Linked DNA regions of Mus musculus: region 1 is linked to region 2. A link is a contact called in ENCODE POLR2A ChIA-PET data. All regions are on one chromosome and are shown on one strand. Each heading gives the region's core, a stretch centred on a gene start or an enhancer-like site at or near the end of the contact. The rest is flanking DNA. Distances are from core to core; before and after follow the strand shown.

Region 1 (5,594 bases), core at 2,303-4,802, 170 kb after region 2:
TCCTGTTTATTCTATACTGAGTCTGCAGCATGTAGTTATTTCAACCTAGTCATCGATCTCAAATATATTACATATTCTTAATGGTCTCCTTGGATATACTAGAGATAAAGGCCCAAGGAAAGAAAAAAAAATCCCATCAAAAACTAATAAGTATGCTTTCATTACTATCAAAGCAGCCTTTAAGCAGCAAGAAAAGAAACTCATAGCTGGTTCCTTTAGTGAATGAAAACAGTACTTTCCAAGGCCTTTTTCTATAACGTCTTCGAATTCAATGATTCTTCTCATCACATCTCCAAAAATTAAGCCAAAGTTACCAAACTCAAAACATTACAGAACTCAAGAGAATCATGGGAGAATGGAGGGCAAAGTGTCAAGAAGGTCTTTGAAACCATATCCTGTAGTCTACATTCCACAAAGTCCACGGCTTTATATTCTGAAGGACTTTCTCATCTCAAGTGTTTTGAGCAGTTTTCTACACCACCAGTGACAGTGCATGCATGCACACTGCTATTTTCACCACCAACTGGTCAAAGAACGAAGAGTGCTGACTTTTACTGTGATACCGAAAGAAAACCATAGTTTGATGCTTAACCACAAGAATAGATTTCCACAAGGTTAGTTCCCCCCCCAGGTTCCTTAGTCAAACTTACTTTTTGCTACGTTCTTCATGGCCGTTAGCACTGTTCAACTTGTTCTCATCCTAAGCAAGGTTGATAGAAGAACATCATGAGGACGAAGTGGTAACATTTCAAGTTGTCAAAGGGTAAAGGGAATAGGAATAAGAAAATACAAGACAATTTTAAAACTAATTACTTATTTACTTTAACATGGAAGGCTATAAAATTTAGATGGTATACGTTTAACCACTTTGTTGCTAATAATTAAGTCATCAAGAAACAAAAATTAAAATCTTTCCACATTTAATATGTTATATTTTACTTTCTTACATTGTTTAAGTATTAAATAAGTCATCCGGAATTACAATGTTGAAGTGGTTAAAGATTTCTATGAAACATGAAGTCATTTTGAGTTTTATTCCATGTGCTATTGTCCCTTTTGTCGGTACCATGGCTCTATTTCTGCCTAAGCCCCAAGTGGCCATGCTAGCAGCCAGCCACTATCGATTTCCTGTGACCGATGCCATTCCTGAGATCTTCGCCCATTTCCGTTGGAGGGTTGGGACTGTAAGAGCTTGATGCCACCTCTGTCACACATCTCGCCCTGAAGCAAACAGGGATTCACACTGCTTTAGTAATGTTGACTCCCAAGAACCCAAGAAAAGTTAATTAATAATCCACCAGTCCAGCCTAAACATTTCCTACTTCCATACCTGTTTACATGGAATTATATCCAAGTTAAACTAAGACAAGAAACATTAAAACAGAAAGTATGGCTTCAAGAGTCTAGCATTACAAAATTACACTATTTAAAGCTATCAGAATTCATCCAAAAGGCACCACATGGTCGTGCTACACTCCAAGACAAATGTATTATTTATAAACGGTTTAAGCGCAATGTTTTTATTCCACAGTTTGAACACATCACCAATAGTAGGATCTCTAAGTTACCAGGCTTAAGGTCTGAGACACCAGTGACAATGCATGCATGCACACTGCTATTTTCACCACCAACTGGTCAAAGAATGAAGAGTGCTGACTTTTACTGTGATACCGAAATGGGTCATATTGTATTACTGGCCAAAATACTTCCTTTCTAGTTTTGAGTGTGAAAAGCTATGGCAGGGCCTAATTAAAAATAAACACTATGGAGAGCAGTAAAACAGTCATCAAGTGACTCTAAGCTGTGATACTGTCTCTTGCTTTTTTTCTTTTCTCTCTTCTGTTCTTTTTCTTGGTTTTTTTTCCTCTTTTTTGCCAATTTCTATTCAGGGATCCAAGAATCTTAATAATTATTAACTGAAAAGCAGATCAATACCTGCCTGTATTCAGGTTTACTATCACCAGTCTTATATCTATTTATATAAAATAAAATTTAAATCTCACCCATTTCTTCTTTCAAGACTTCTAAGATTTACTTGCCAGAGACTGGTTGTAATTTATTATTCTTGGACCCCTGCAGTTTTCCCAAACCACTACATTCACCTTTTTGCTATACCAAACTGGAGCTGGTAATTCTTAGTTGAGTCATTTTACCTAGGGGACCACGGTACAGCGATAAGTCACTCAATTACTACCTTATGATTGACAGTTCACACTGGAATCAAAGGTGAATTCATGGGAGTAGAGGTGAGATATCGTTAGGCAAGTCTACAAAGAGAGATAGATGGGCATTTATTCATCACGCTGAAGTGAAACTACTGCACAATATTATTACATCAATAGCATATATTTACTTTTGTAAGTTACACGTATTGCATCTCTGATAAGGTAATCAAGAGGGCTCCGGGAAGGTTAGTTTACATTTCAGCAGTAGTTTCGTGAATAATGCTAAATTAAGAAATATATTAAAGCTCACTAGCGTGTTTTCTCACCTTCTTGTAAGGGGCCTCAAGCATGGCTTCAATATCAATATCGTCTGCCATTTTCTCTACTCGCCTGGGGAAGAACAAGACAGTCCTGTAAGTACACCTGCAATTCTGCTAAATAATAAAATAAGATAAAATGTCCCCTTGATCTCCCATCCTCAAAGCCTGAGAAAACTCCTTTGAAAGCGCTACGATGGCTAAAATTGTGCGACGCCCATCAGACAAGGCTGCCTTGGGTACGCCAAGTGTCACGTTCCTTGTACCTAAGACAGGAGCAGGACTCCAGGTCGAATTTCAAAAGCCCGCCCGCGAGCGGCTAAAAGCGCCCCCAGGAAGGATGCAGCGGAGCGCTTCCTCACCGCACAAAACCCGCGCTGCCATTTTAGCGGCGGAGGGAGACTCCCTCCGCTGGGAGGGGTTGTGTACCACGGCGGCGTTCCACGGGCGCCATGTTGGGAGGTCGCGACCAGCCCCGGCCCTCGGAAGGACAGATCTTTATCTGACCGAGGTCCCCACGGAGGTCCCGGCCGCTACCAAAAAACGCCCACGACGTCCTTGCCCGAGATGAAGGGCACGGCCGAGGAGAGGTGACCCCACCGTACCGGGAAGGCCCCCTCCCCCTCTGCGCGCCGAGCAAAGCGGCGAAAAGCCTCGGCATCGCGGAGCACCCAGCTCGGGCAGGCGACCCACTCCCCGCCGGCCGCGACGCCCCGTACCTGTGCGGGCTTCCGCGCGCCTGTGCTCGCCACGGGAAGTCGGCTGCCGCCGCCGCCGCCGCTGCTGCTGTCGCTACTGTTAAGCCACTAGGCCCAGGCCGCGGTACCGCCCAACCCGAATATCGGGCCCCGAGGGCGTCTAGGCCCAAGCGAATCTAAAAGAAACAATGGGATTAAAGGAGCCCGCGACGGAGAGCAGGGCAGCGGCTTCGGCAGCTCAGGATCCACCCCTGCGACAGCGTCGGCTAGCTCCCTGAAATGGCGGCCGCTGCTCCTCCGTACTCACAGTCACCAACACATACACACACACAAACACCCGGGGTCTCCCGGAGCCGCAAGCACGGGCTCTCGCGAGAAACTGCCCCGGGTTCCAGACTGGAAAGCACGAACTATCGCGAGATCTCTCACCGCGGCTCCCGGCGACCGTGGCCCAATCTCGCGCAATGATTGCGCCACAGATGATCACAGTTTCCCTTCCCCCAATTCCGAAAGGCTTCTCGGACTCCCCCGCCAGAGCTGCACCCAAGTCTCGCGAGGGTGCGTCCTCTATCGGGCAAAGACAGTTGGTGCCCTGACTGTCAATCTTTGGGAGGATTCCTTGCTGAGTGGTGCATCGTTGCTGTCATCCTGGCTGGTGTCATCTCCTCGCTGGGTGTGAAGGTTTCCCCTCTCAGAGCCGACCCCCACCCCGGACACCCGCCCTCCCACACAGATGGCTGTCAAGGTCGCCATAAGGCAACCTATTATAATACATATGGCTGTGGGCTAAGACAGTCGTGTCCAGACCCACCAGTGGTGAAAACGCATGCAGACAAGAACGAGCTGTACACAGGGGAATGGGAATAAAAAGTACGATTTTCTTGTCGTTTGGTGTCACCAGTTAGATGTGGGCTCGATAGTGAAGCTTCGCAACACCCTTGGAAACCGGAGGCGGTGGCCGGGCTGGGAAGAAACCGCAGTGTGTAGCTTTCTAACCCCTGAATTTAGTCGGGCTCTGAATCGGGGTGGTTTGTGACTTTAAAAGGTCCCCTCACTTTTCCCTAGGATTTTGACTGTGTGAATTTACCGCTTTTGTTTAATTTTTGTTGGATTTTATTTGGTTTGCTTTTTGTGTATTTGGGAGTGGTTAATTCTGTGGTAGAGAAGCTGAGTGATCATTGGAAGGTTTTTTTTTTCTCCCACTTTTACATAATAGAAAACGTTTTGAAATAAAATATCAAACCAGTCTGGAAACCTATCAGCAGCTTAATAATTGAGGGTATAAAAGGTCCAAAATGTCACACCTTGCTTGGTGTAGCCACTCCAACAATGTGACCTTGAGCAAGTAAATTAAGCTCTCCATATATTCCGATTCCTCCTCAAGGGGGGAATATTATAATTAGTAGCAAGGATAAGCTTGACACTAGCCAAGACTGCAAATATTCACTAATTCCCAAGTTTAGCAGGGGATGTATGTCCAGGTGGACTCTCCCTGAAAGCTCGTGAGGAGTAGGAAGAGCATGTGGAATGATGACAGGAAACTTCTTGGGGCTGGCAATGTAATACAGTTGGCAGGTGACTTTTCTAGCATGCCTGGTAGAGCTTGTCTATAGTTATGCACTCAGAAAACAGAAGCAGGGGGATTTCTGTGAATTTGAGGTCAGCCTTATGAGTTCCAAAAAATTTAGCTGATCTGGCTTTCTCTCTCAGATGTGGCACACTGCATGAAATCACTGATAGTTTCCTGCTGAAAGATTAGGCTTTCCAACTTCCCTTGTGGACTACTGAAACTTCTCTGCTCCTATAAGGGGCTACAACCTGTCTTCCTCTATAGGAATGTTAACCATAGGGTGAGTGGTGACAGGGATGCCCCTTCACCCTGAATAAGCAGTGGTCTTGCCTAACTAAGGTCAGACCAAGCCCCTCTCTGTCTTCTATCTCTCTACAGGAGCCCTTAATTAATAGTCCTGTCCTGGGCTGCCAAGTCAAGGACAACGCGTGCCACACAGTAAAAGGCTATGAAAAAGGTAGAAGGGGGACTGGAGAGAAAGGAGTAAGAGCACTGATTTGATTCCCAATACTCACTGGCTGCACACAACTACATTAAGCAGATCTGGTGATGCCTTCTGGTCTCCACAGGCATCAGGTATGCAGGTGGTGCACAGACTACATGCAAGCCAAACACATGCATGTTAAATGTGTATGTGTATGTTAAACAATTTGTTCTTGAAAAGCTAGACTGGGGACTGAAGAGAGAACTCAGCAGTGAGAGGCACTGGCTGCTCTTTTAGAGAGCCAGGGTTCAATTCTCATCACCCAGTGATGGTCCACAATTGTAACTCTAATTCCAAAGGATCCTACACCTTCAAGACACAGACATACATGCAAGCAAAACGTCAATGCATATGAAATAA
Region 2 (5,797 bases), core at 2,281-4,780:
TGTCATGACCCTTTCTCTTATTTATTTTTTTCTAGATTTATGTTATGACAGCTCTCTACAGCCCCTAATATATATTTATATAACAGACTATGATAAAGGAAGCAACTGGAAAGAGCTTTCTAAATTGTGTCAGATTTACTTAGTGTATCTGTGCATGTGTGTGTGGGCATTCAGGCCATGGTTCATGTATGTGGTAGTCATAGAACCACCATGTGGGTTCTAGGAATTGTCCAGCTTAGTCACCAAGTTACCTCAATAGCCCTCAAGAATGTTTTCATTTACTCAAAATAGCCAGATAAAAACAAAAGCAAGATCCTTAACAACTCTCCCTGCAAAACCACTAGGCTAAACTTCTTTTCCATTAGAATGGTTATTTTTTACATGAGTAATTAAACAAGACCCAGATCTGATATATATATATACATAAATTCATATAAAAACAAAAACAGATGGGCAGTGGTGGCACATGCCTTTAATTACAGCACTTGGAAGGCAGAGGCAGGGAGATCCCATAAGTTCAAGGCCAGCCTGGTCTACAGAACAAGTTCCAGGACAACCAGGGCTATACAGAGAAATCCTGTCTTGGTCAAAACAAAACAAAACAGTGTACTTCATCTTGAGATAAGAATGATAAGTCCATCTCTATTTGTTAAAAACCAATTTCCAGCCTGATATGGTGGTGTAGCCTTTACCCTCAGCACTTAGGAGGCAGCAGCAGGTAGATCCCTGTGAGTTTGAGACCAGCCTGGTCTACATATGGAGTTCTAGGCCAGCCAGGGCTACTCCCAGTTCCCAGAAATGATAATTAACTTAAAAGCAGTTAGAAGGGTCAGTGAGATGATTTGCTGGCGAAAGCCCTTGCCACCCCAGCTGATGACCTGAGTTTGATCCTGCAGCTTGAAGAGGTTTGTCTTGACCCGGAAGGTCTGCAGCTTGTTTACAGCCGTCCCCATGAAGTTGCTGAGAGCTGGGGGTGTCATTCTGGTGCTATGGTGTGCATCAGCTACCAGGCTCCCTATACAGAGCTCCCACACAAGCTGGTAAGTATGGTCTGCCTGTATGTATACATGTGCACCGTGTGCATGCAGTACCCATAAAGGCCAGAAGAGGGCTCAGATTTTGCAGAACTGGAGTTTCTGATGGTTGGGGGCCACCTGATGGGTTCTGGGGAATGATCCTCTGAAAGGACAGCCATACGCTTAACTTTTGAGTCATCTCTCAAGCCCTTGCACACATCTTTTTTTTTTTTTTCTTTCTTTCTTTGAGACAGGGTTTCTCTGTGTAGCCCTGGCTGTCCTGGAACTCACTCTGTAGACCAGGCTGGCCTCAAACTCAGAAATCCACTTGCCTTTGCCTCTGCCTCTGCCTCCCAAATACTGGGAATAAAGGCGTGTGCCACCACGCCCGGCATGCACCCATCTTTTTAAAATGCAGGTTCTAAGGATTAATAGTTCTAAGGTCTTAAGAACAAATAGTTTTTATTCCATTTTTTTCTGGAGACCTGACAATTTACCCTTACAGAACTGATCCCTATATATGACCATATTTGACTCCAGTGTTTTGCCTCTGAGCAATCTCATGAACTCATGCATAAGTTATAACCACCTGGTACAATTTTTGTTTGGAATATTTTTATTTTTGTATGAGTGTTCTGTGTATATATATGTATATATATATATATATATATATATATATATATATGGTGCATGCCAGAAGAGGGCATCAGATCCCATTACAGATGGCTGTGAGCCACCATGTGGTTGCTGGGAGAAGGGGGCCTATGGAGGGTAACTAACTGGGCTTGTGTGTGTGATAGAAATACATTATGAATATGTATGAAGATTTCATAAACCCATTATCATGGATAATCAACATATCCTAACAAAAACATTTAAGGTCTAGATGTGGCAGCACATGCCTTTAATCTCAGCTTCTGCAAGGCAGAGGCAAGCAGAATTCAAGGCCAGCCCAGGCATAGTGAGACCCTATCTAAAATAAAATACAAAATAAAATCTTAAAAACTCTCTTTGGGTGAGCCGGGCGTGGTGGCGCACGCCTTTAATCCCAGCACTTGGGAGGCAGAGGCAGGCGAATTTCTGAGTTCGAAGCCAGCCTGGTCTACAGAGAAAAAAACAAAAACAAACAAACAAACAAAACAACAACAACAAAACCTCTTTAGGTTGACAGGAAATTGAATTCAACAGCATAAAATAGATTCCTAAAGTGGGATTTATTATCTGAAGCAAGAGTTCTACGTCAAGACCTTTAAGCTCAAGCATGGAGACTGAGCACAGCATGGTTGCTGGCTGCTCTTTCAGGGGACCCTGGTTCAGTTCCCAGCACACATTGGGTGACTCAGAACTGCCCATAAGTCCAGATTTCAGGGATCCAATGCCCCGTACTATCATCTGGTACACATAAACACATGTAGACACACATAAAAATAGTTAATAAATCTTCAAAACAGAAACCTCCCATGAGACGCTAAGAGGCTGAGGCAGGAGTCCAGGTGTTCCTGGTCAGCCAGAGCAGCAGAAAGACACTTTCTTAAAACAAAACTATTGAGCACTTTGTTTTAGTCTTTATAGCGGTATTAAGCTGTCTAGAGCTAATGGGTTACAACAGAAAGCAAATAAGGGTTTGTTTAATCTCCACTCCATAGCCTTGTCCTGGAGGGGTGGAATCAGCGAACGTCTTTATTTTATTTATTGACCCACACTGGGATTAGCACTTGGACGCTGTTTAAGAACCCAGGGTACTCTGAAGTCCAGAACTGGGTTCCACTATTGATCAGTTTAAGCTTGAAAAAAAAAGCAAAGTTAACACCCACTCTCTTTTAAAAATAACTTATAGATTATATTTACTTTTTTGTGAGTGTAGTCAAGGGCACGCCACGGCATTCATATGGAGGTCAGAGGACATTTTGCAAGAATCAGTTTTTTTCCACCATGTGGGTCCTGGGTATAGAACTCAGAATTGGCAGCAAATGCCTTCACCTTGCAAGCCAGTTAATACCCACTTCCCCCTGCAGAGATTCTCATGCCTTAACCGCATTGGAAACACCTTGGAGCCACTTTTGACTTTCTAATGAGGGAACCAATGATTTCCTTGGAACCGATTTCTTTCTTTCTTTTTTCTTTTGTAATTTTTCAAGCCAGGGTTTCTTTGCGTAACATCCCTGGCTGTCTTGGAACTCTCTTTGTAACCCAGGCTGAACTCGAACTCACAGACATCCGCTTGACTCTGTCTTCTGAGTGCTGGGATTAAAGAGTGCGCCCACCCCGGTTTGGAACCAATTCTAATTAACGCTGCGGTGGCTCTGGCGGGGTCAAGTTGGAAGCGCTGTCCTAAGAGATCCAAAGGTCCAAGGAGAGGCACTTACCACAGGTGCTGTCACTCCGCACCCAAGCACCGCCCTCTGTGCTCCCAGCCCGCCCCTCTCGGAGCACTGCCCAATCCGCGCGAGGAGGCGTGACAATGTCCACAAGCTAGACTGCCTTTGAGGAGGCAGGTGAGGGGGTGGAGCCCCACTTACGCACCGCTACGCCTGCGCAAGACAGCGAGGGGCGTGACCCCGGGTCCAGGCCGGAAGCGGGAGGCTGGAGGGGCGGGCCGGCTGGTGTCCCCTTTCCGGCCGGTCCCCATGGAGGCGCTGGGGAAGCTGAAGCAGTTCGATGCCTACCCTAAGACTCTGGAGGACTTCCGGGTCAAGACCTGCGGGGGTGCCACGGGTAGGTCTCGGCGCGGGCAGGGTTGCAAGGAGGGAGCTGTCCTCGCGTTCGGCCCGGGCTCCCGGACCCTCCGTGGCCTGCTAAGGGGCTGAGGGGTGGGATATAGGCCGTTCCAAATCTCGCTCTCGCCCTGCAGTGACCATCGTCAGTGGCCTTCTCATGCTCCTGCTTTTCCTATCGGAGTTGCAGTATTATCTCACTACGGAGGTGAGGGGCGTGGCCTAGAGCGTGGGCGGGGCCTGGCATTCTAAGGGCAGGACCCTTAAAGGTGGGAGAGGGGAGGAGAGGCGAGGAGAGGCATAGGGGCGAATCTGACTGAGGTAGACATGCTCTAGGTGCATCCTGAGCTCTACGTGGACAAGTCTCGGGGGGATAAACTGAAGATCAACATCGATGTTCTTTTCCCGCACATGCCTTGTGCCTGTGAGTACCCGATTGTGAGTGGGGAGTTGGACTCCTGGACGTAGGGTGGGCTTCCAGATTTACACCTCTGGCCTTAGATCCCAGAGTGAATGCCAGGCCATCCTCATTCCCCGAGTCCATTTCTTCCTCAAGATACATCTTTCCCATCAAAGCTCAGCTCTCCGGGTCCCTGGTGTCGTAGCGCCTTAGCTTGCCTCTCTGTTTCCAGACTTGAGCATCGATGCCATGGACGTGGCCGGGGAGCAGCAGCTGGATGTGGAACACAACCTGTTCAAGAAACGACTAGACAAGGATGGCGTCCCCGTGAGCTCAGAGGCTGAACGGCACGGTAACCAGGGGAGGGGGACAGGTCTCCGATCCTACAGCTGGACATGCCTGCCTTCCACACATGGGCCGTTGCAGGCTCAGTGACACCGTAGACAGAAGTCAGCTGGCTTGCTTAGGGTTCTACAACTATTAAAAATCAAGAGTCAGTTGAATCCATGCTTCTGGTATTGGAACATTGAGTAGAATACCTTAGGGGCTGGAGAGAGGGCCCAGTGGTTAAGAGCAAGACACTTTGCTCGGTTATCGTTTCTCAAGCTTGAACATGGGTCTTCCTTAGGTAAAGGAAGTTTGCTTGTCCACCTCATTGGCTAGAGTACTGTCCCCCGTTGCAGTGCGAGTATCCTAAGATTAAGAGCTTAAATTCTCGAGTAGAGTTGCCTGGGTTCGGATCTAGCATTGTCTTGCAGTTTGTGAGCATGATGCAGGGCTGGATGCAATACAGATGGGTCTCAGCTTACAACACTCTGACTTGGAGATGGTTTGAAAGCACGCCTGTACAACCATTCAGGTCTTCACTTTGCGTAGAGGACTCAGTCATTGGAGGTACTCGGTGCTTTGTTAGGAACTAGTCTTCATGTCAGATGGTTTGCCCAGCTGTTGGCTGGGTAAGTATTCTGAGAATGTTTAAGGCAGTATCAGTTAAGCTATAATGTTCTGTGTCTTAGATGTATTAAGTGCATTCTAAAATATGACATTTTACCATGGGAAACCTCATCCTGAGTTGGGGGAATCAGTAATATATAATCAGTACACAACCCATAAGTAATCTTTTTTTAAAGATTTTATTTATTGTTTTTTTGTTTGTTTGTTTGTTTGTTTGTTTGTATTTTCGAGACAGGGTTTTTCTGTGTAGCCCTGGCTGTCCTAGAACTCACTCTGTAGACCAGGCTGTTCTTGAAGGTTTTATTTATTGTTAAGTACACACTGTAGCTGTCTTCAGACACACCAGAAGAGGGCATCAGACCTCATTACAGATGGTTGTGAGCCACCATGTGGTTGCTGGGATTTGAACTCAGGACCTTTGGAAGAGCAGTTGGTGCTCTTAACCACTGAGCCATATCTCCAGCCCATAAGTAATCTTTCTAAAAGACCTGGTATAGAGTGTACACTTTGAGCAGTTTCCCTAAGTTGCTGTCTCTGTTACCCTCAGCCCATCTCACTGTGTAGAACTCACAGATCCTCTTGCCTCTGTCTCGCAAGTGCTAGGGTTAAAGGTATGGGCTACTATCCCAGTCTCAGAGTCTAAGGGGATGGAACAGGGCAACAGGAACTTGCCTGTACCAACTGACTCTTAGTGTTTACTGCTGTTTTCTGAT

What was found. ChIA-PET counts read pairs that join two places held with the same protein, here RNA polymerase II (POLR2A).
Region 1: POLR2A ChIA-PET joins it to region 2 with 12 read pairs in Patski. The contact joins the promoter of Rbm39 here to the promoter of Ergic3 in region 2. POLR2A ChIA-PET finds 5 or more read pairs at or near these places in 2 of 5 experiments (Patski and embryonic stem cell).

Annotation. Positions count from the first base shown.
Region 1 is chr2:156,176,686-156,182,279 of GRCm38, forward strand. It overlaps Rbm39 (RNA binding motif protein 39), which reads right to left and starts at 3,553. Exons shown (of 17, transcript NM_001291114.1): 1 at 3,202-3,553; 2 at 2,492-2,555; 3 at 651-700. The coding sequence starts at 2,542.
Region 2 is chr2:156,004,498-156,010,294 of GRCm38, forward strand. It overlaps Ergic3 (ERGIC and golgi 3), which reads left to right and starts at 3,531. Exons shown (of 13, transcript NM_025516.5): 1 at 3,531-3,731; 2 at 3,868-3,938; 3 at 4,067-4,154; 4 at 4,363-4,482. The coding sequence starts at 3,644. It also overlaps a transcript of 6430550D23Rik not described here.